3 separate regions of the Mus musculus genome follow, and regions 2 and 3 are each linked to region 1. A link is a loop called in an ENCODE intact Hi-C map of the cell type or tissue named here. Cell type or tissue: heart. All regions are shown on one strand. Region 1 holds the start of Zc2hc1c (zinc finger, C2HC-type containing 1C). Region 2 overlaps Rps6kl1 (ribosomal protein S6 kinase-like 1). Region 3 holds the start of Eif2b2 (eukaryotic translation initiation factor 2B, subunit 2 beta).

Region 1 (8,000 bases):
AGCTCCGCCACGACCTTCTCTGCCTGCACAGAGGCAAGAAGAGATGAATTCACCCAGCTCCTTAAACCAAAGCTGTTGTCTGAAAACTCACTTGAGTCAGGGAGTCTTGGGTAGCCATTCTGGTCCCCGTCTGCGCCCGCATCACTTGTACTATGTGACTTCCGGTGGACCATGGGTTTCAGTGGGTAAGCCCGATCCACTCCCACTCGTTTCCTCCTAAAGGGAATGAAGTCCTGGTCATTTGCTTTGGGATACCGGGGTGTCGGACTAGACAAGTAAAACAGACCCTTTCCTTGGCCCTGGGCATTGTTCCCTGAGCCTTGCTGCCTGATTCCTGCACTGTGGGGACAGGAGTGCCTCCGGGCTTTTGTGCAGACGTTCCTTTTGGGGCGGGTGGAGACCTCGTCCTCCTGCTCCATTTCTGTGTTGCTCCAAAGCTTCGACTGGAAACTATTCCTCAAATGTCCCATCGAGGGCCGCTGGGAAGAGTCACTTTGTTCGTAAGGGTCGTGCTTAGCTGAGTGGAGTCCAGGAGCTTCTGTTTTATTATGTGGGAACATAACGCCCACAGGCAGATGTGGAGCCAACTGGAGACCAGCCATTCAGTGCCTGGACCGAAGCCTAGGGGAGATTTAAAGCAGATACATGTGAAGAATTTGTCTGAGGTTCACTCCCGGCTGCTAGAGTAAACTGTTTGTCCATTTGCCCTACCCACATTCCCTTTAAACGTTTCTCGGGACTGTGGTGTTGGCTCTGCCAGGACATTCTTTCAATAAGCATTTAGGGAGTGATGGTTATGTGCCAGGCCAGACATTGCTAAGCCCCGAGGACCAAAGAATGGACGTGACACAGGTGTTCTGCCACTGACTTTCCTCCAGGCCTGTAGATGACCTGCTCTACACCATTTATGGAATGGGTGGGAAAAGCTTTAGATAGAAGGTCGTCCGTGACACAAAACAGGCAACCTGCTCTTACCAGCCCCGGGTTCTTGTAAATTGCAGAGGCCGCTCTGAGTCCAGTCCCACGGTTTTACGGGGTGAGAACAGTGGCCTGGCGACAGGGCCTGGCCCAAAGCACTCCCTGGACTTTCCCCTTGCTACAAACTACAAAGAGCACGAGCCACCCGGGCCTGAAGCAGGTGCCCGGCTGTCAAGCCCTCATGCAAAGATGCTCTATGGCTCAAACCGCACCAGGCTTGTAAAGAGAGTGTGTTGGGAGAGGGGGTGACAGACACCTGAGCGCCCCAGCCCGCTTTGGATCCGGAACTCCAGAGTCATGTTCTGTCCCAGAGGGTCAAACGGGAGTCCTTACTGGGACCCGGCCTCTAGGGATAAACTCTCACTCTCCAACCCCTCGGGAGGTCTCAGTATCTCCCCTTTCGGCGTACCTGAGGCGCTCGGGGGCCGCTCCAGCTCAGGGAAAATCCCCAAGACCTAGTTTTCCACACCTGACTAAACCCAACCGCCGTCCACGCAGGCGCTCTCTGTCCACCTCTGTTATCCCGTTGCCTGGAGACCAGAGCACCGCCTCTGGTTGAGAACTTTTAGCTCCAGATGTGCGCAGGCGCAGTCCACAAGCAATCCGAAAGCCGCCGGGGCAGATTGGGTTGGAGGGACGGAGGGAGGTGGTGGAGGGAGTGCGGGGAGGTGGGGAGGGAGGTGGGGAGGGAGGTGGGGAGGGGAGGAGGGAAGGGAGGTGGAGTACGGGTGCAGTCGGGTCACTTGTCGAGGTGCAGCCAACTCCGCAGCTCAGATCAGCGTTTCCCTTGGGGAGGGGTTGGAGAGGTTTTTCTGGGGCTACATCAAAGAAGAACTTGGATTTCTCCGAGAATGAAGCTCCCAGACCTTAGGGTGTGCCCTTGTCTGGAGAAGGGTGGAGCCCCTAGATGGGCTGCGGAATCATCCCGCCCCAGGATTCGGGAGTCTGTCCAGCTAGCGGGAGTGGGACTGCTGATCACCCTTCTGAGTGCGCTCGGCTACTGCGCTCAGGCCCCAGGTAGGGCTATGTAAGAGCTCCAGGCTACATGCTCCGGGCTGTCTTCCCTCGCAATGCTTTGGCGCTTGCTATTATATTAGCTTTACTATTATTTCACTACGTGTTATAGTCCCAGGGTAGTTTCTATGGCCAATCTAATCATTTTGCTATTATAACGTTTCACTCTCACGTGACCGTTACTACTTAGGGCCCAGGAATGACTCAGCCAAAAGTAACAATAATAAAGTTAACAACCAGATCAACAGTAATGAACATAACTTGATTTCAACATTAAATGGTCCTCTGTAACTTTTTGACAACAGAAGAGAGTTTATTTGTCTTCTTCGTGCTTCAGTTCATTTGGATAAGCTGTTTTGGAACAGATAGCTCCGTTTTTCTTGTAACTACACAGAAGATTCGAGCACGTGGGAAATAAAGTAGACAGCAGTCTCGTTAATACAACAGATCAGATGTCAGCTTTTATGCGCTACAAAAAAAAATTCCTTGGTGGACTCTCTAGGGCAGATTGTCAGTCATTCTTTTCATTCCCAGTTGGCTCTTCGGCCTTCTCCACATTGCAGAGGTTTCCCACGGACTAGGACCCTGCCTCAGTCAGCTTCTATGGGTTTTCCCATACATCTTTTCTAACTCGTTTCCATACTCTCCCCCTGAATCTCTAGTGTTCAAGTATACATAACTTCCTTGTGCAAGAAAAGTTCCCCTTCCCATCCCTGGGTCTGTCTCTCTCTGTGTTAGGATCCCACTGGAGTCTCTTCTGTTTTGTTTTGTTTGCTGTTTGTTTTGAGACAGGCTCCCTATTTAGTCTATGGTTAGCACTAGTTAGTCCTCCTGCCTACTTAATCCTCTTGTCTCAGATTCTCCCAGGCTGGGTATAGGCATATAGGCCTTTCCTCCCTCCCCCCCCCCCCCGCCCCCACGCACACGCACACAAGAAAGAGAGAGGAAGAGAGAGAGAGAGAGAGAGGAAGAGAGAAACTCCGAGGTCTATGTGAATATATGCCTTGTGTGTGCAGTGCCTGGGAAGGCCAGAAGATGGCAATGGAACCCCTAGACCTGAAGTCATGACAATTGAGAGCTACCTAACAGGACACCTCAAGTTCTTTTTCTTTCTCTCCTTCTCCGTCTCCTCTCCCTCCTCCCCCTCTCCCTCCCCCTCCTTTATTTTGCTTTGGTTGGCTTCTTTGTTTGTGTTTGTTTTGTGGTTGGTCTGGAGCTCTCTACATACTCCAGGCTAGCCTTGAACTCAAAGAAATTCTCTTGCCTCTGCCTTCAAAGAGCTGGAGTTAGAGATGTGCAGCATGTCCAACACACCTCAGCTGATTGCAAACTCTACACACTTACACAGCTTTTCCTTATCTTTCCTCTTTGTTCTGGCCCCTGTGGTCTGGCTCTCTCTCTCTCTCTCTCTCTCTCTCTCTCTCTCTCACTACGCAGCTAATAGAGTCCTTCTCGGGCAAGCTTCTATTTCTGGAGCCTGTTCACTCAGCAATATTGATCATCCACTCCCTCAAGACTCAGTTCTCACTACTCCTGTGTCCTCTTGGTTTCTTTTTCTCAGTCCTGTTCCATCTATTTAAGGTTTCTGGCATTTATATCTTCTGGCATTTATGCAATAAGTATATTGGAATATACTTAACTCCCTTACTGGCCTTCTAAGTTTAGATATTCCCCTGAGTGCTCCTATTTTTGATGTATATGCAGTTCTGCAGTTCTAAGTAATCTCTTCCTTATGATTTTTATTAGATCTGAAATTTGGGGGCTCACTCTTGTCTAAAATATGCCCTGCTTAGCAATAGTGTCTCTCCAACTATCCGCCTGGCACCTCCTCATGACAGTTCCTTAGGAGCCCTAGATTCAGTGTGATAGACATTGATCATCTCCCCATTCTCTGTCTGCTGTTTTCCTGGTTCATGCCCGCTCACCCTCAAAGCTGCTTCCTTTGCCATCTCTTCCAAACGACCTACAAATGCTATTGAGTCTACATCTGCCAGTTTTCTCATAATAAGTGGCATCCTCTCTTGTTCTGCCTGTGTTAATCGTTGGAGTGGCTTTACCCCCCTCACCATCAGCATCTGCTCCCTAATTCTTGCTGTTGTTCAGATGTTGATTCTAAACCTTCTTTCTCAGCTTCGTTGATTAGCAGGACCGAGGCTTATCAATCAGTGTTAGAACGACAGTGGGGGTCTAGAGAGATGGCTCAGTGGTTAAGAGCACTGACTGCTCTTCCAGGAGTTCTGAGTTCAATTCCCAGCAACCACATGGTGCCTCACAACCATCTGTAATGGGATCCCATGCCCTCTTCTGGTGTGTCTGAAGACAGTGACAATGTATTCAAATACATAAAAAATAAATCAGTGGTAAGATGTATACTTAGAATGCACAAGGGTCTAGATTCCATTACCAAGCAGTAACAACAACACACACACACTACATACACACACACACACACACGCACACACACACACACACACACACCACACACAGGGTGGGGGGGGGGGAGAGGAGCAGGTGAGGGAGAGAGAGATCACAAATAAAAAAGTATAGATAGTACTTTGGCAACACATATACTAGAACAGAATTGATACTGAGATCAGCATAGCTGCTGTTCAAGAATAAAACACAAGTTTTCAAAGTGTGTCTTTTAAAACTTGTATATATTGGGGCTGCGGAACTAGCTCATGTTGTGCAAACATGAAGACCTGAATCAGTCATCACAATCCACATTTTAAAAAGCCCAATTTGAAGCTGGGCGTGGTGGCGCATGCCTTTAATCCCAGCACTCGGGAGGTAGAGGCAGGCGGATTTCTGAGTTCAAGGCCAGCCTGGTCTGCAAAGTGAGTTCCAGGACAGCTAGGGCTATACAGAGAAACCCTGTATCAAAAAAAAAGCCCAGTTTGGTGGGATTTTTACAGATTTCTAATCCTACTTCTGATAGTGAAGGATGGGTGACTCACTCCCTGGGTTCCCTGGGCAGTCGGCCTAGCCTACTCAGCAAGTTCCAGGACAGTGAGTGAGCCTGTAGGAAGGAAAAAATGGGTTGTACCTGGAGAATGACACTCCAGGTTGCCCTCTGGCCTCCATGTGTGTCCACATACATACGTGAACAAGAAGATACACAAAATCACATACGCATATGTATGTATATATCATATGAAGTGTGAATATATATGTCAGTGTGAAGTGTGATGTTTTGATACAAGTATACATTGTCAAATGATTAAGTTGAGCTAACTGTTGTAGTTAATATTAATTGGGGTTTCTATCCCACCTTTGATTCAATTCCCAAATAAAAGACACAAAACATTTATATTTATAATTAACCTTAAAAAACACTAGAGCTGGGCAGATATCAACCCTCAAAGTTATTTTGTCTATTTCCCCATCAATAACCCTGAGTTATAACTTGTCCTGTTCCTCCTGCGCCATTCTTACTTCAACTAGCCGGTCCTCATGGCCATGCACTCAAGATTCACCCACCCCATTGTGTCTTCTTCTCTCTTCACCTTTCTCCTCCTCCTGCTCTCCTCCTTCAGACCTCAAGCCTGGCAACTGAAGCTCCGCCTACCTCTCTTCTGCCCAGCTATAAGCTGAAGGCATCTGTATTCAACCAATCGTTTTAAATTAAGTCCGAGGTTACACAGCATCACTTGGCGACCGTGAGGATCTCTTCCTCCCTGGGGGCCATCAGGCCTCGGGGGCCACTATTTAAGCATTATAAGACATGACAACAGATCAACCCTGGACAGCTAGCTACTAAATCCTCTTCCCTACTGACTTCTTGAGGAACTGCGATTCATCACTTCCCCATTTTCTATTTCCCACATTAGGTGGAGGATATCGCTACAGTTCTGCCACCCCTTAATAAATGGGGTCAACCTCAGCAGGTCTCAGTCATAGTTGTGAGCGGGAATCTGGATTGTAGTTCATTCCAAATATAGTCAAGTTGACAACCAGGAATAGCCACTACAATCCACCCCTTGTCAACTTGACACAAATAATATCTCATGTTCACATGAAACAATAACAAGGTTGTGAATATACCTAACATGATATAACTATCCCTCGTACAATCGCAAACGCATTTGTAAATTTACAATGGGCATTCATATTACTTTATAATCCTCGTTTCTGCAACTGGTTACGTGGCCTTAATTGGTATTTATAACTACCTTCCTCTACTACCCATTCTGTATTTCTTCTCCTTCAGCCAGCACCTCAGCAGGTCTTGGCTCTTTTCCTGGAGGATTGACCCATACCTTCATTCCTGATGGGTCTGTGTCCTTTGTCATCCTGCTTGGATTAGGCTGTTGTAGTTTCCCATTGACTTTAATCACAGGACATGGTAGTACTAAGAGACGCCCTAAGGGATCTCCTACACTCCAGACATAATCTTGCTTACCACCATTGTGAAGAGGTAATCCAATTTCCCCATGGTAATCTGGATCTATCACCCCTCCTAACACTGTTATTCCTTTTTTAGCCTGTTGGTTTAAGGGCATAAGAAGCCCAAAATGACCAGGGGGAAGTCTGAGCTTCCAGTTCAATGGAATGTTTGTTGTAGCTCCTGGTAGGAGCACTCCCCCCTCTGGAGCCAAAACTTCTAAGCCAGCAGAACCTAGAGTTATGGGGACAGGAAGCAAAAATTTTCCTAGAGGGTCACTAGGAGTGATAGTAAGTGGAACTATTCCCTTTTCCACCCCTTGATTCCTGGACCCATGAATCCTGGCTATGGGTGAAACTGTACCATATATCGAGCGCTGATCCAAAGCATATACTGCCTTCTGAAGAACTCTACCCCAGCCTTCGAAGCTGTTACCACCTAATTGGCGTTGTAACTGCGTCTTCAAAAGGCCATTCCATCTTTCTATCAGCCCAGCTGCTTCAGGATGATGGGGAATGTGGTAAGACCAGTGAATTCCATGATCGTGGGCCCTCTGTCGTACTTCTCTGGCTGTGAAATGAGTTCCTTGGTCAGAAGCAATACTGTGTGGAATACCATGACGATAGATAAGGTATTCTGTCAGTCCGTTAATGTTGGTTTTAGCAGAGGCATTACGTGCAGGAAAGGCAAATCCATAACCAGAATAAGTATCTACTCCAGTAAGAACAAAACGTTGTCCTTTCCATGAAGGAAGTGGTCCAATGTAGTCAACCTGCCACCAGGTTGCTGGCTGGTCACCTCGAGGAATGGTGCCATATCTGGGGCTCAGTGTCGGTTTCTGCTGTTGGCAGATCTGGCAATCAGCAGCAGCTGTAGCCAGGTCAGCTTTGGTGAGTGGAAGCCCGTGTTGCTGAGCCCAAGCATAACCTCCATCTCGACCACCATGGCCACTTTGTTCATGTGCCCATTGAGCAATGACAGGGATGGCTGGAGAGAGAGGCTGACTGTCCACAGAACGGGTCATCTTATCCACTTGATTATTGAACTCCTCCTCGGCTGAAGTCACCTTTTGGTGAGCATTTACATGGGACACAAATATCTTCACATCCTTTGCCCATTTGGAGAGATCTATCCACATACTTCTTCCCCAGATGTCTTTCTCACCAATTTTCCAGTTGTGATCTTTCCAAGTCCCTGACCATCCAGCCAATCCATTGGCTACAGCTCATGAGTCAGTGAATTTTCGATAATCAACTGTCATTATATTGTCTCCAGCAGAAGGTGTAGCCCAGATTAAAGGTGTGTTCTGCCACACCTTTAATCCCAGATGAAAAGGCGTAGCCCAGATTAAAGGTGTGTTCCTTAAACTCGGAGATTCAATCTTCTGGAATCCATAGCCACTATGGCTTAAGATCTCCAAACCAAGATCCAGATAAGGATCTCCAAGCCTCAAGATAAGGGTCACTGGTGAGCCTTCCAATTCCGGATTGTAGTTCATTCCAAATATTGTCAAGTTGACAACCAGGAATAGCCACTACAATCCACCCCTTGTCAACTTGACACAAATAACATCTCATGTTCACATGAAACAATAACAAGGTTGTGAATACACCTAACATGATAT
Region 2 (8,000 bases), 140 kb after region 1:
ATCAGCTCCTGTGGCTTACATACTTGGCCTGCTGCACCTGCCTGGCCACGGAGCTGGGCTGTGCAGTGGCCCTCTGGAAATTGCACTCCAGGGGTGGGGGGAGGTGGGGCTGACTGACAGGTGGATATGAAATTATAATCCTGGGTGGGAAGAACAAAGAGGGGCAGGCAAAGGGAGAAAAGAGGAGAACTGGGGTCAGAGGGACCTAGCAAGGGACATCCAGATGTGAATGCTGACATATATGTGTCCAGTAAAGGCCTAGCAGTGTTCCACAGAGAGGGAGGGAGGAAGGGAGGCCCAGGCTTGTGGGCAAGAGGGAAGCGCTGATGGGGCAGAAGGAGGCATTTCCATGCTAACTCTCAGACTCAAGGGCCTGTGGCAGGCAGGCTATGATGACTAGAGTCACCAGACTCACTGTAGAGGGGACCCTGCCATGCCTGAGCTTCAGGAGTGCCCAAAGCATTCCTTATTCCGTCTAATCTGGTCTCCACCCAGGCCTTTTTCATAATGGGAGGCAGAGATAGAGGCAGCATTGTCCTCTGGAAGCGTCTCTCTCCTCTTCTGAAGGAAAGAGACATAAAAATCTCCACCTTGATCCTTCCCAGGATGTGAGAACAGTCAGTGAGGTGGTGGGTACCGCTGTAAAGAACAGGTGGCTGAGGGCCATGGTGGTTCCCCGTTTCCTCATGCATCTCTCATCTCAGCCCCTGATCTCACACACAGAGCTGGGGGGATGAACCAGCTAAAGCTGTCTGAGAAGTAGGAGCCATGGGCGGTGGTGACAGGCAGACGTAGTTGACGGAGTTGGCATCTCAGCCACCAGTAAGCCCAGGATAGAGGGTGGAGCACAGTCCTGGTGACCACAGATGGCGACCCCTGGTTCCCCACAGTTGACCCCAACAAGGAGAGGCGTGAAGCTGTGAAGCTGAAAATTACCAAGTACCTACGGAGGGCAGAGGAGATCTTCAACTGCCACCTGCAGCGGACCCTGGGCAGTGGAGCCAGTCCCAACACGGTGAGGAGAACCTCCCTGAGGAAGAGAAGGAGGACTCTGGGGAGAGACAGCCCCTCCCCCATACAACCCTCACTCCCCTCCTGCCCCAAGGAGGAGTGGGCAGCAGAGGATGTGAGTCTGAGTGTGAAGCAAGGTTGCCCACCCTCTGTCTCCCACACCCTCATGCCTCATTCGGCCTCACAGAGAACCTGGCATACGTGACTTAAACACCCACCCCAGTTTGTGTGTGACTCCATGTCCTTTTCACAGGAGTACGCAGATTCTGTTTCTGCTGAGTGGGAAAAACGCAGGTATTTGTAATGTATACACACACACACACACACACACACACTTTTGCATCTAACGCTCCTCCTGTCGCTTTCCTAACCCAGTGGCCAACTGCACTCTCCATGCCACGCCCCTCCTAGGCCCACTGTGTCCTGTAGCTTGCCTTTCAAAAGAGTAGGTTGTCTGCATTTTGAGGCTGAGACCCACGAATGCACGCACGCACACACACACACGTGTTCCTACCACACACCCTGAGAGCATCTGCCTCCCACAGACAAGACTCTTGAGAAGGAGATTCCAAAGCCCCTAGAAGCAGTCCTAATAAGGCTGGGTAGGGGCTGAGCAAAAAGCCAGCCGGGGTGCTTTGAACCCGTGCACCCCCAAACTTGGAACCAAGGGGCTTCTTTACTCAGTCTGACCCTGTGAGGCAGGGTCTGCCTGGACCCCAAGTCCTAGCCACTGTGGCCCCCACTACTCTCCCGACATCCAGAAACCCTGTACATCTTGTCTCTCTCCTCCACAGGGCTTCAGCAGCTTGAGGCTCCGGCCCATCCGCACACTGAGCTCTGCTCTGGAGCAGCTGAAGGGATGCAGGGTCGTTGGCATCATCAAGAAGGTGAGCAAGCTCTGGGGTGCGGGGAGGGAAGCAGACATGTACAGTTAGGGGTGGCGGAGGATGGGGAGGTAGGATAGAATGGAAGGCGTCTATAGTGCTGCCTGCATCGGAAGAGAGAGCAGCCCGGTCCAGTGGTTCCTCTTCTCTCCCAAAATACACCTGTCAGGTTCTACAGAGGAATAGGAGAATGAGAAGAAGCAGACAGCGGCCCGGCCCTCTCAGACAGAAAGCTCCCAGAGCCTGTGGGAGGAGCTAAGCCCAGGGAACCGTCCAGCACTTGCTGCTCTGCCCATTTCCCACAACCCTCCTCCTTCCACTCAATCTGCCCGCCAGAGCTGCAGCGCCCCCCCCCCCCCCCAGTCTCCCTCCCGACACACACAGCTGAGCACTTCCTGTACTGAAAGGTCCTTCTCTCCAGCCTGACCCGTGGACATATGCATTTCTTTGAGATGGCGTGGATCGTCCAGGGCCTGGGCAGCTCCGCCCTTTCTCCTCTGGTAGTCCTGCCATCGTGCACCTTTTCCCTTTCCCTTGATCCAGAGTAGACAAGAAGATAGAAGACAGCATCCCAACCCCTCTTAAAGTGGAGAAATCTGAGGCACAAAGAGGTCATATAAGAGTTGAGCCTTTATTAGATTGCCCTCTGCCTCTAGCCCAGGGCTCCCTAGTCAGTTCTAAGAGCCATCCGGTCGTAGATATTGGGACCCCATGCCCAGCCTGTGGAGACAGACTTTCTAGGGTTGAAACCGAGAGTGTGTAGTTTGAAGCACTGGGCATTTTAATGGGTCTGGGAGCCCATGGAGAAAAAGGGACCAGTGTATGCCTCTCAGCCATATAGGCGGGCAAGCATGCTCTGGGTTTGGCCAGTGAACCGTGGACACTGAGAACTGGTCTCCTCCCCCCAGAGTGGTGATTTGAGAAGGAAATGAAACAGTTTTTGGGAAAGGCCTGGCACATGCTAAGACACTTGATGCATGGTTGATGGCTCGGAGTGCAAGCGACAGGAGCAGGGAGGGCTGAGTTCCCATCGCTAGGCCTCACTCCAGCTGCTTCTCCAGGGTCCCTGGAACAGGCGCCAGGCTCAGGGAAGGTCCAGCCAGCTTCCCATCTGCTACAGTCCCCCCACCCCCACCCCGCACTGAACTGCACAGTGGCCAAGCACAGCTGCTCTCATAGACAGACTGACTGACACCATATCTCTGAGTGAGATGCCAGATTTGAAGAGAGGCGCGCTCTGAGCTAAATACGTTTGGAGAAACACTCAATGAAAGTTTCCACCCCTGGTACTTTAACTTTAGACAGTCTCAGAGCTTTTGGGGACATGCATATATAGGAGGAGTCCCCAAGGGGAAATCTGTGACAAAACTCTCTGATTTGTTCAACCCAAGGACATGCACATTTGCAAGGCATAGAAACCTCCATGCCCTGAGGCCTGCACTGGGGGATGGGGTGGGGGAGGCGGGGGGGGGGGCATTAAGATGTTTAGGTAGTTGCTTTTCACCCTCTCTCAGATTCTCCCAGTTCCCTCCTGGGGTCTTGCTTCCTCCTCTAGGTTTATGTCCCAGCCAGGGACAGAAATTTCCCCAAATCAGGTGTTAGGGCCATCAGTCCCACTCCACAGCTCTGCCCAGACAGATCCAGGCAGCAGAGCTGTGTTAGTGCCTGTGAGTGGCCACCCTCAGGCCCAGGAAGGGAGCTTGCTCAGGACAATCCTGGGCCCCAGAAAGGTGCTGGCTGTGGGGCCCACAGGGCTGCAGAAGTGCAGGGACGGAGGTGGCAGGGAGCAGAGAAGTGGGCACGTGAGGGACCAGGCAGACAGTCAGGACACCTGGGGGCTTTTGTCAGGGATTGTCCCCAAAGTCCACATGTCAAGCTTCTCCTGGAAAACAAAACTCAGATCTTGAGATGTGGGGCTCACATTCCCATGTAACTCTAGGGAGGCAAGGAGAAGCTGCCCACTTCAGCTGGAGCACTGGGCTTGCCCACGCTCCGTTCCAACTCTGCTCAACTCTATCTTTCCCTCTAAGCCTTTAGGAGCCTGTTTGACCCTGGCAGGGTATGGTAGATACCTTTAATCCCAGCACTCTGGAGGCAGAAGCAGGCAGATCTCTGTGAGTTCGAGGCCAGCCTGGTCTATATAATGACTACTAGGTCAGTCAGGGCTTATAATAGAGAGACTCAAACATCTTTGAAGTTTTGGGGCTTGCCTGCTTCAAGAGAGGTTCCACCCAGGATTTAGATTTCCTACTTAAAAATAGGCCTAATCAGGGGCTAGAGAGATGGCTCAGAGGTTAAGAGCATTGGCTACTCTTCCAGAGGTCCTGAGTTCAATTCCCAGCAACCACATAGTGGCTCACAGCCATCTGTAATGAGATCTGGTGCCCTCTTCTGGCTTGCAGGCATACATGCAGGCAATGCACTTATAATTAATTAATTAAAAAAGGAAACCAGGAGCCGGGCAGTGGTGGCACATGCCTTTAATCCCAGCACTTGGGAGGCAGAGGCAGGTGGATTTCTGAGTTCGAGGCCAGCCTGGTCTACAAAGTGAGTTCCAGGACAGCCAGAGCTGCACAGAGAAACCCTGTCTGGAAAGAGAGAGAGAGAGAGAAAGAGAGAGAGAGAGAGAGAGAAAGAAGAGAAGAGAAGAGAAGAGAAGAGAAGAGAAGAGAAGAGAAGAGAAGAGAAGAGAAAAGAAAAGAAAAGAAAGTTTGTTAGGGATAAATTGTAAAAAAAAAAAAAAAGGAAAAAGGCAAAGGCCTAATCCAGAGCTGGAGAGATTGCTCAGTGGTTAAGAGCACTGACTGCTCTTCCAGAGGTCCTGAGTTCAATTCCCAGCAACCACGTGGTGGCTCATAGCCATCTGTAATGGGATCTGATGAAATAATAAAATGTTAAAAAACAAACAAACAGTGGCCACAATTGCCTTCCACCTTCCCAATTATAAGGCTGTGCTCCCATTTGTGGATTAATTAAAACCTAGTTTTCTGTGTCTCCGTTGATGGGCTCCACCACCACTGGGGTCGACGGCTTCCCCAGTGCACAAGGCAGGGAAAGCTGTGCTTGGCAGTGCTGTGTTTTCATAATTGCCCGCACTTTTTAGACAGCATCTCATGTAACCCAGGATGACCTCACACTTGCCACGTAGCCAAGAATGACCTTGAACTCCTGATTTTCTTGCCTTCATCCCTGAGTCTGAGGTGACAGGTGCGTATCACTGTTCCCAGTTGATGCTGAGGAGCAAACCCAGGGTTTCATGCGTGCTATGCAAGCACTCTCCCGAGCAACCTACATCTCCAGCCCCTTAACAATGATCAGAGAGAGAGAACAACTAAGATCCAGGGAGTCAGGTGTTGGCTCTTCTGTCCTCTGGGCCACTTATCAGAGGGAGAGGATGTGTGTGCTTGCCTGCTTGGTTGTATCAATGGGAAAATGTTCGCTCTGCTGGAAGTATTCTGTGAGAGTGGAGAGTGTATAACCAAAAAGGAAAAAGGAAAAGAAATCAATTCACTGCCCCACCTAACTTCAGAGTAGTCGTTGTTAATGTTTTGGTCTAATTCCTTCCAAAAGAAAGTAGGGCAGAGTATGTTTTGAATACACAGGTTTTTGACACCATGGGTCCTTACTTAATTTCTGGCTCCGATCCTTGACTGAGTTTTCAGACTGTAAATCAGAGGACTTGGCCAAGGAGGTGGTAGCGGGGAATACCACTTGGGGAAGGATGGTGGGGAACTAACTGGGGGGCAATACTTATGGGAATCTTTTCCTAAATGAACCCAGTGTTTTCTGCCTCTGTCTTCAAACATTGCACAAGTTTGGTCAGGGAGCCAAGGCCACCCTGAGTTAGGTGAGTTAGCCATTAGAGGGCGACCTCTTGTGGTCAAAAGGGATACTGCTGCTCTGGTGTAGGTGCCCTGGTATAGGAAGGAGGGGTGGGGCGAGCCTAGCCCCTGCTTTTGCTTTCCTGATTATGGAGAAAATAAGGCCCAGCCTGGCAGGCACTTTCACCCCTCTCTACGGTCAGACTGTCTGTATTCAAATTCTGATGCTACAGCCTTTTAGCAGTAGGCTTGAAAGTGAGTGGTTTCACGTTTCAGAACCTCAATTTCACCAGGAAAGCTGGTAGGAGAACACGGTGAAGTGAGCCGTTCGAAGCCCTTAGCACTGAATGAGCAGTGTCTGTTTCTGCTACAATGACATTGGTAATTACCAGGGCTGAGGAGGATTTGACACTTGGAGTCTTTGCTTTTACCAACAAGCACAATGACGTCAGAAAGCACGAACTGCTGAGACCCCCATTTTTAGGCAGCTTAGGGAAAAGGCTCAGTTGGCAAAGAACTTCCCATGCAAACATGAAGACCTGAGTTTGATTCCCAGCAACTACGTACAAAGCTAGACATAGTAGGGTGCATGTCTGTAACTCCAATCCTGAGGCGGTAGGCAGGAGCTTGTTGGCCAGCCAACCTAGCCAGAGAGGTGAGTTCCAAGTTCAGCGAGAGACTGCCTCAAAAAGTAAGATGGAGAGTGGCTTAGGAAGAAGACACCAGCATCCTCAAGCCTGGTCTCTACACACACGCACGCAAGCACGCACGCACGCACGCACACCCATGCGCGCGTGCACACACACATGCACACACACACACACACGCGCGCGCGCACACACATGCACACCCATGCATGCGCACACACACACACACGCACGCACGCACACCCATGCGCGCGTGCACACACACATGCACACACACACGCGCGCGCACACATGCACACCCATGCGTGCGTGCACACGCACACACACACGCATGCACGCACACCCATGCGCGCGCACACACACATGCACACACACACACACGCACGCACGCACGCACGCACGCAAGCACAACTCAGAAACAAGCACAAGGTTCAGAGAAGGTGCGTGACTTGGCAAGCATGTAATATCATCATGGCTTCATTAAGGACTCTCCTATTTACAGCCTAACAAACCAGCGATATAGCAAAGCTGGACATTTCTAATCCCTCTTTGGTAGTTAAAAAAGTCAGCTTATTTGCCCAAGCTCGGGAACCAGGGCCCTGAGCTGGGGGGATATAAGTCAGTAACAGAGCTCTAGCCTGGTGAGCAGGAGGCCCAGTACCATTAAAAAAGACTGCAGGGCTCTTCCCCCTACTCCATTCCTAGGCTTTGTTTTTCACCACTGTCTAGCAATGTGGACCCAGCTCCCCACTTACCGAAGCCACCCCGAGAAGGAGACGGCTACTGTCAAAGGACAGGTGACTGGTGTGCACAACTGCACCCACTTTATTTCAAAAGAAGTGTAGCAAAGAAGAGAAATTCCTGGAGTGTGTGGAGCCTGCTGAAGGCAGCCGTCCTGATCTGGAACCACATTCTCAGACGCCTCAGGCTCTTAACGCATTTGGGGGTTTTGTTTTTCTGGTTTTTGTTTTGTTTTGTTCTGTTTTGAGAAAAGGGCTCACTGTGCACTTGGCTGGCCTTGAACTCAACAAGGTCCGCCTGCCTCTGCCTCTCTCAATCACTGCTGGGATTAAAGGCATGCACACCTAGCTTCATTTGTGCACAAAAGAATTGACTGACTCAGTGCCACCTTCAATCCCTGCTGGGATGATGACCTCTGGCGAAAGCCTGCAGTTGAAGTGTTGATTTTGGTTGTCCTTCTAGGCCACACAGGGTCTAGCTAGTGTAGGCAGGTTGGGGGGCGGGGAGATGTTCTCATGAGAGTTATGGCAAACCCAACAGCGGGTACTTAGACCTCTTGCCAGCCTAGGTGGAGTATCCATTCCATCCTCCCTCGCACTACACAGACCTGTGGGGTAGACCCACAGAGCGGGAGCCCAGAGAGCACGAGACATAGGTAGGAGTTGCAGATGCTGGAGGAAGAGGCACCAGGGCTTAGATGTTTGGGAATAGTCAGGGCCTCGGGCCATGGAACGCCCGGGAACTAACACAGCTTGACCGGTGCCTCCTGGACTTTGGCAGGTGCAGGTGGTTCAGGACCCGGCAACTGGAGGAACCTTCATCGTGAAGGCAGGTGCTGCCCGGCTGCTGGCGTGCAGCGTTTCTTTTGGAACTTTCTCAGAGCTCTTGAGACCCCT
Region 3 (8,000 bases), 67 kb after region 1:
GGACAGAATTACACAGTGACAAGAGCTGACAAATGGACTGGATCTAAGACTCTGATATCTGGTTTCCAGGATAACCCATCTCTCTGTGGTCCACAGTCTGGCAAGCCATAGGGATGCTAATAAATGTGACTTCAGGGAAGCTACAAGACTGGAAATACAACTGCTTACACAACGCAAGCACAGCTGGCAAGACAGCTTCCGCCTCGTCATTTTACAACGTTCTTTATGTTTCTTGAGACCTGTTATTTACTTAAGGACTGAGGGAGGTCAAATCAAATACCAGTCATCCCCAAGATACTACGCCCTACTGACCCTGGAAAGAACCAAGACTTCATTTCCTAGGACCTGTAATTTACACAGCTTTCTTAAACTACTATTTAAATGTATCTACAGCAACTTGAAAATCCTTACCAATATTCTGTTTGGGGGTGTTTTGGTTTGTGTGTGTGTCTTCTGTTTGTTTAGAGGCAGGTTCTCACAACTGAGCCCTTGCTTGCCTAGAATTCATTATGTAGACCAAACCAAGTTGTCACACTCACAGAGATCTACCTGCCTCTGCCTCCCCAGTGCGAGACTAAAGGCCTGTGCTGACCGCGGGCCTGACTTCTTCCTTTCTTGCTTTCCTCCTCTTTTCTTTCTTTCTTTCTCTTTCTCTCTTTCTTTCTTTCTTTCTTTCTTTCTTTCTTTCTTTCTTTCTTTCCTTCCTTCCTTCCCTCTCTCCTTCCTTCCTTCTTTTTCTCTCTCTCCCTCTCCCTCCCTCTCCCTCTCTCTCTCTCTCTCTTTCTTGATACAGGGTCTTTCTATAGCCCTGGCTGTTCCTAGAACTCATTATGTAGACCAGGCTGGCTTAGAACTCACAGAGACCCATCTGCCTCTGCCTCTGCCTCTGCCTCTGCCTCTGCCTCTGCCTCTGCCTCCCCAGGGCTGTGATTAGAAGTGTGGGCTGCCACATCCGGTAGGACTTACTTTCTTAATGACTCCAGGCTGAGCTAATTGATTCACAGTCGGCTCAGGCTCATCCCTCCTTTATTCCCCCTTCACCCCTTCTCAGCAACTCCAAGCGCCCCTCTTACCTGGCAGAAAGGAGCGCACTCTGCAACAATAACGTGGAACTTCCTCTTCCGGGCCGCCTCTTTAAGGAAGGCCTCAACTGTCCTAGAGTAGCCAATGGTCATGATCACCTCGTTGGAGTGGATGTGCTCCAGAGCCTGGGCGGCAATGTTCTCCATTGTGCCTTCTGCAAGAACAGGTTTGCAAGGGGACGTGAAAATGGCATGCTAACCCCAGACAGGCAGGGCAAAGGCTCACAGGGGAAGCTGCCCTTAGACACTGCCAGCCTGGCATCACAGGCTTAGCAGGCTCAGAGTGCAACAGTCCAAGCTCTTAAAAGCATCACTCTGGGGTCCTGGGCCTGCACTCCTCAGCCAATCTGGGAAATCCTGAAGTGCTAACCAAAAACAGATCTTCCCCTGATAGAACTATTCATCCAAAAGGTGGCCACAACACCTCCATGGGCAGTGGGCATACCAAAGAAATACAGAAACCCCACAGCAGCTTGAGAGTGGCTGTCTGGAGTACAGGTGGCACCTAGTTTGTTTGTAAATTGTCTAACTTATTTTCAGTGCATGAATGTCTTGCCTGCATGTATATCTGTTTGCCTCATGTGTGCCTGGTCCCTGTGGAGGTAAGAGGAGGACATCGGGTCCTCTGGAACAGGACTTACAGGTGGCTATGAGCCACAGTGTAGATGCTGGGAACTAAACCTGGGGACTTTACAAGAGCAGCTTAATCGCTGAGCCGTCCATCTCTCCATCCCCAGTACCCAGTGTTAAATCTCTGAAGAACAGACTGTAACAAAAATCTGCAAGTGAGGATGGAGGCGGTATGTATATAAATACCTCAAAGGGGTGGGCATGATGGCTTAGTGGGTAAATGTGCTTGATGGGCAAACCTGGAAACCTGCCCTCCATCCCTGGAACCCACATAAAGGGGGATGCGCAAATTCTACAAAGTTGCCCTGTGACCCACACACACACACACACATACACACACCACTAATAGTAAACATTTTTTGAAGTCAAGATGAAGTTTAGTGAAAAAGAAACTTCCAAATGCGGCTTTGGGGAACTCGTTTTCTGTTTTTTGCAGCACTGGGAATGAAACCCAGAGCCTCAAGTAAGGCACTCTTCCACTGAGCTACATCCCCAGCAAGTTCATTTGCTATAAAATAAAATAAAATAAAATAACTTCCCCTAAAAGAAATCTCTCGCTTAATATACTGTTAAAGAGCAGGTCTGTCTTGAAAGATGCAGTTACTATAAGCTTGGTGTTTTCCATCCACTCCTACCAAATGGGTGTTCAAACCAGAAGACTGGTGATCTCGCCTATCCCTGTCAATGCACAATTTCTAGGGGACTGTTTCACTTGCCTGCGACCTAACTTGTCCACTTAGTGATCAGATCTCTTACCCAGTTCCACCAGCAGCTCATTAATCGCCTCAATGATGTTGGCCTTAAGTGGGGCAAAATGGAAGCTGAAATCCTCGCTCAGGCCTCCGGATGTCAAGAGTTTGTGCAGGGACTCCTGCTGATCGCTCTCGTCACTGCGCCCGTGCAGTCTATGGAGGCAACAAGACCCAAAGAGTGATCACTGGGGCAACGGGAGCAGCTCAGCCACAACAGAGGCTTCAAGCTGATAGGTGGCACGGTTTAACAACCAAAAGCCAGCACCCCTTGGTCCCACCAGGAGCCCACCCAAGCTGTGAGTTTGACCTGCCATACTCCTCCCGGATGATCTTGAGGACTCTCCGCACCATATTTCCCACGGTGGTCTCGGAGGGCTGCGCAGCCGTCATCCTCCTGCCCTCTCTGCGGATCAAATCCATAAGGTCCCCTGAAACCCAAGAGAGACCGAGTGAACGGGGCAGGCGCGCGGTGAAAGTGAATATCAGCTTCAGGAATAGAACAAGAACGAGGATGAGTTGCCGCACCCGCGTTGTTCCAGTGGTGGTCCGTGATAAGCCGGCGCAGCAGCCCCAGGGTCTCCCGAGCCATGTCCTCCGAGCTGCGCTGCCCGCCACCTCGCTTCAGAGTCTCCACGAAGCCTTCGATCCTCTCGGACAACTCCGAGCCCTTCGCCGCGGCACCCGGCATTTCCAACACCGTCCCGGGACTCACTTACAGAAGCCTCAATTGCCAAAGCACTGTTTCACTTCCGGGCCGAGAGAGGTCAACTTCCGCTCGGTGAAACATAATTGAGTTCGTGGAGTTGTAAGCCCGCCCCTCCCTCTGCTGAGGCCAATCAGAAACGTGTTAGGGCGGAGCTGGGCGCACCGCCGGGAAGTGACGGCTGGAAGGGTCCCCTTGGGAGTCTGCGCGCCGAGCCGGGAGGCCCGGAGGACGCTGGCCAGTCTGGTTGCTATGGGAACAGCGAGCGGCTCTCCCGCCCTGCGACCAGCAGAAGTGGCTTTCCTCCTTCCTGGCTCCATCGCTGCCTGATGCTTGGCAGACGCCTCCATGAGTGCGAGTCCAGGGCTCGAGACGCCCAGAAAAGTGCTGCTGCAACGCGGGTTGAACATGTTCACCTTTTCCAATGGGTTCCATTCCCCACCGACTTTATCTTTCTTTTCCCCGCTCGGTGCAAGGAATTGAACGTAGGATCTCACAGGTGCTAGGCAAGTGGTACCACCATTCCTATTCCTAGCTCTTACGTTGTTGTTTGCTTTTTTATATCCTCGGCCTCGAAAGCCCTAAGGAATGTCACTAATGAAAGAGATTCAAAGTAGAAGCTAGCCGGGCTGTGGTGGCGCACGCCTTTGATCCCAGCACTTGGGAGGCAGAGGCAGGTGGATTTCTAAGTTTGAGGCCAGACTGGTCTACGAAGTTAGTTCCAGGACAGCCAGGGCTATTCAGAGAAACCCTGTCTCGAAATAACAAACAAACAAAGTAGAAGCTAATAGGACACCAAGAATGCTGTCCTGCAATTTGGAGGCCGGCGAGTACATGCAATGTAATAAGTCCTTCCATTGACCCGACACTTACTAGGTATTGAGTGCTGTAAGTTCTTACTGTCATACAGCTACATGAGGTAGGTTCTCCTCCCCCGGCTTTACAAACTGAGAAAGAGATTCACGGTATTGAAGCAGTTAGGGAGGTAAAAAGGCTGTGCTTATCCTGGGTCCCCTGAACCCAAACGGAATTAGAATCTCTTATTTATTTAAGATAAACGTCTTGGGCTGGCGAGATGGCTCAGCCATTAAAGGCTAGGCTCACAACCAAAAATATAAGATAAATGTCTCAAAAGTGAATCTTCCAGACTTTTAAGACTTTCCTTACAGCTGATAAATTGTCTTCAGAGGGATTAGATCGGTATCAAAATCATATAAAGATAGTACAGGAAAACTGTACCTGTCATTAGCAAAACAAAAAGAAAAACCTAATAAATTACTAGAAAAATAGAATGCAGCAGTACATTAAAAAGTAAATATTTGCAATCTCTAAATAGCATATTGTTTAATTTGCTGGGGTCTGGCTCACCTGTATCTTTGCTTTCAGGGCCGACTCTACTGTGTTGCCCAGGCAACGTGCAGGGCCAGCTCTCCCAAGTGCTACAGCCAGTGGGGCAGGGCTAGCTCTCCCCAACTCATGACTCTAGGATCAGCTCTCCTGACTACTGCAGGTGGCAAGGCAGAAGGGAGAGGGCATCACACCAGTACCTGTACCATCTCACCCCAGAAAGGTCAAAGAGGCCAGCTCTCCCACACTCTGTCCTCTCAAGACAGCTCACCTGGGTCCCCTCCACCAGGGCTGTGCTGCCCAGATGAAGTACAGTGCCCACCTGCCCAGGTGCTCTAGTGGACAAGGGACAGGGCTAGCTCACCCACTCTCATGACCTCAAGGCCAGTTCTCCAGACTTCCTGGGGGGGGGGGCATCACCCAGGCACTCACACCACCTCTGGCAGAGGTTGGCAGGGGCCAGCTCTCTCTTGCTCTCACCCTAGGGACTGGCTGACCCAAAAACCCCTCAACCAGGGCCAACCCTACTGTAATGTTCAGGTGAGGTGCAGACCCAGTTCCCCTCACTCTGATGACCCTAGGGTCAGCTTTCCTGACTGCCTCAGGTGGCTAGGGGTGAGTGGGCAAGGCCATCTACCCCCTGCCCAGATCACCTCACAGCAGAGGAGTGGTGGGGCCATCTATCAATGTTGTACATGCTTACCAACACATGGTATCACCAAACATCTTTATAGAAAGTAGGCATAAAAAGATCCTTCAGGATTGTTTTAATTTGCATTTTCCTGCTTGCCAGTGATGCTTGTGTTTTCCCACATTTATCGACCTTCATTTTACTCATGATTATAGCTTGCATATGGTTGAAGTGTGTTCCTCAAAAGTTCAAATGCTAAGGGTTTGGTCTTTTAGTGTGATAATATTGGGAAGTGGTGAGCCCTGGGAGGAGTGTAGCGTCTGGAGGATGACACCCAGAGGCTTCCACGTGCTACCACTTGCAAGTGAACACATCAGCTTTCCCGTGCCCATGAACACATCGGCTTCCCCGTGCCCATGAGCACATCGCCTTCCCTGTGCCCTTGAACACATCAGCTTTCCCGTGCACATGAGCACATCGGCTTCCATGTGCCCTTGAACACATCAGCTTTCCCGTGCCCATGAACACATCGGCTTCCCCGTGCCCATGAGCACATCGGCTTCCCCGTGCCCTTGAACACATCAGCTTTCCCGTGCCCATGAACACATCGGCTTCCCCGTGCCCATGAGCACATCGGCTTCCACGTGCACATGAACACATCAGCTTTCCCGTGCCCATGAACACATCGGCTTCCCTGTGCCCATGAGCATATCGGCTTCCCCGTGCCCATGAGCACATCGGCTCCCACGTGCACATGAGCACATCGGCTCCCACGTGCACATGAGCACATCGGCTCCCACGTGCACATGAGCACATCGGCTCCCACGTGCACATGAGCACATCGGCTCCCACGTGCACATGAGCACATCGGCTCCCACGTGCACATGAGCACATCGGCTTCCCCGTGCACATGAGCACACCCACATCCATCCACTCAGAGAAAGCACTGACTGGGGAGGAATGTTGACTGCATTGCCTTTTTAAATTTATTTTTAAAATCCTGTGTATGGGTGTTTTGTCTGTGTCTGTAGAGCAGGCTGAGTCCCTGTGACACATGTGTAGCACTTCTAGTTTAAGAAAGGGAATGTTGGAGCCCGATGCCCTCGACAGGTGGGTGCTGGGAGTCAAACCCAATGCTCTGAAAGAGCTGCCATGTTCTTTATTGGAGACACAGCTACACATCTGTCCCAGTGACTCATCATGCTATCTGTACCTTTTAAAAAATATATTTTGTAACTTTAAAAATGTTTACTCTATCTTCCTTATAAGAGAACTTAAAAACTGGTGTCAGAGCGAAAGCCTTCCCTTGAGCCTGGAGGAAACCCAAGTGCCGGGACCTGCATACAAGTAGATTTAAGTGTTGTGGGGCTGGAGAGATGGCTCAGTGGTTAAGAGCACTGACTGCTCTTGCAAAGGTCCTGAGTTCAATTCTCAGCAACCACATGGTGGCTCACAACCATCTGTAATGAGATCTGACGCCCTCTTCTGGAGTCTGAAGACAGCTACAGTGTACTTACATATAATAAATAAATTTAAAAAGAAGTGTTGTGGACTGGAGAGAGAGCTCGGTGGGTTAAAGCACACGTTGCTGTTTTGCAGACCCCAGGTTCAATTCTCAGAACCCACACTGTGGCACACAGCTACCTGAAGCCCTAGATAAACGGAGACATATACCATGATCATGGATAGGAAACTTTAGTACTTTAAATATATCTAGTTTCCCATGTGTAGTCTCGTCAAAACTCCAATGGAGGCAAAAAATAAAATAAAATAAAAATAAATCAGAAGTTGTTTCTAAGAAATACAGGGGAGAGAAAGGGGCCAAAACTAGTCATGATACTCTAAGAGACTAGATGTAGGCAAGAAGTTCTTCCCTACTAGAGAACAAGACTTTTAGAACAATGTAAGGCAATGTTTAGGAAAATGGCCTTTTAGTTTAGGATGGATGTGGTACTGAGACAGAACAGGTCTCCAAACCGATACACATGTTCTAAAGACTTGCAGCCAACAGTAGCATCTTAGAAATCACCGCGGAAAAGAATGGCCAATGAAAAGGGAGTTGCTTTTCATGAACATCTTTCATCCCCTACAAGAAATAATTCCAATTTATCTATCCAGACAATTTCCTTAAATGTTTAGAAGATGCTAGGGGCCTAGCTCAGTGGAGAAATGTACACAAAACCCCAGTGTGACCCCTCACATCATAAACTATAAACAGAAATAAAATATTCAGAGGAAAATACAGGAGACTGTGTTTTCAATTTTGGATTAGGGAAGGCTTTCTTAAGTCATAGAGGAAGCTGAGGCCTACATGGGGTTAGTAACTTGGTCAGTGTTATACATCATAATTAACTCCAGCTGTCAGTGTGACACAACCTGGAGTCTCCCGGGAAGAAGAAACCTCAGCTACGAAATTGCTTAGATTATTAGATCGGCCTGTGGCCACATTTTCCTGGAACTGGCTCTGTAGAGGACATTGGCCTTGGACTCACAGAGATCCACCTGTCTCTGCCTCCCGAGTCCCAGGACTAAAGGCGTGCTTGAGCCCACCTAGATTCAATTCTTGATTAATCTGATGTAAGAGAGCCCAGCCCACTCAGGGCAGTGCCATCCATGAGCAAGTAGACATATGGTATAAGAAAGGAGCTGAACAACCCAGAGGAAGCCATCCAATGAGCAGCAGTCCTCCATGGTGCCTGCCTCAGCTTCTGCTTCATAGCTTGCTGTATGTCTTTGGTTTAGTTTGGTTTGGGTTTTGACACTGTGGAGCCCTGACTGGCATGGAACTCACGATGTGTTCCAGGCTGGCCTCGAACTCACAGAGACCCACCTCTCACTGCCTCCTGGGTGCTGGG

What was found. Peaks named below come from ENCODE experiments on the same cell type or tissue, not always from the same donor. Only the 100,000 strongest peaks of a DNase experiment are listed, where the experiment ranks them.
Region 2: a loop joins it to region 1, with 6 times the contacts of the local background. A loop is called at or near these places in 15 of 42 quality-filtered maps.
Region 3: it touches region 1 in a loop (1.9-fold over the local background); 10 of 42 quality-filtered maps call a loop at or near these places.

What each region holds. Positions count from the first base shown.
Region 1 is chr12:85,282,173-85,290,172 of GRCm38, reverse strand. Zc2hc1c (zinc finger, C2HC-type containing 1C) reads right to left here and starts at 1,582. Exons shown (of 3, transcript NM_172414.4): 1 at 1,388-1,582; 2 at 1-621. The coding sequence starts at 602. It also overlaps a transcript of Acyp1 not described here. In heart, a CTCF peak has its summit at 3,035 (motif pointing right); DNase peaks (open chromatin) are centred at 402, 1,542 and 1,892; H3K4me3 peaks cover 2,076 bases; H3K27ac peaks cover 1,152 bases; H3K27me3 peaks cover 378 bases.
Region 2 is chr12:85,140,761-85,148,760 of GRCm38, reverse strand. It overlaps Rps6kl1 (ribosomal protein S6 kinase-like 1), which reads left to right. Exons shown (of 11, transcript NM_146244.4): 3 at 891-1,015; 4 at 1,806-1,898; 5 at 7,885-7,932. Among named protein-coding and RNA genes, the nearest start is that of Rps6kl1, 6.5 kb to the left of the region's middle. In heart, CTCF peaks have their summits at 4,281 (motif pointing left) and 5,790 (motif pointing left); DNase peaks (open chromatin) are centred at 1,680, 2,250, 2,890, 5,770 and 1 weaker place; H3K27ac peaks cover 683 bases; H3K27me3 peaks cover 1,731 bases.
Region 3 is chr12:85,214,714-85,222,713 of GRCm38, reverse strand. It overlaps Eif2b2 (eukaryotic translation initiation factor 2B, subunit 2 beta), which reads right to left and starts at 3,233. Exons shown (of 8, transcript NM_145445.4): 1 at 2,990-3,233; 2 at 2,772-2,892; 3 at 2,469-2,617; 4 at 1,074-1,237. The coding sequence starts at 3,152. In heart, no CTCF peak of the experiment used is centred here; DNase peaks (open chromatin) are centred at 2,653, 3,333 and 4,858; H3K4me3 peaks cover 2,306 bases; H3K27ac peaks cover 2,054 bases.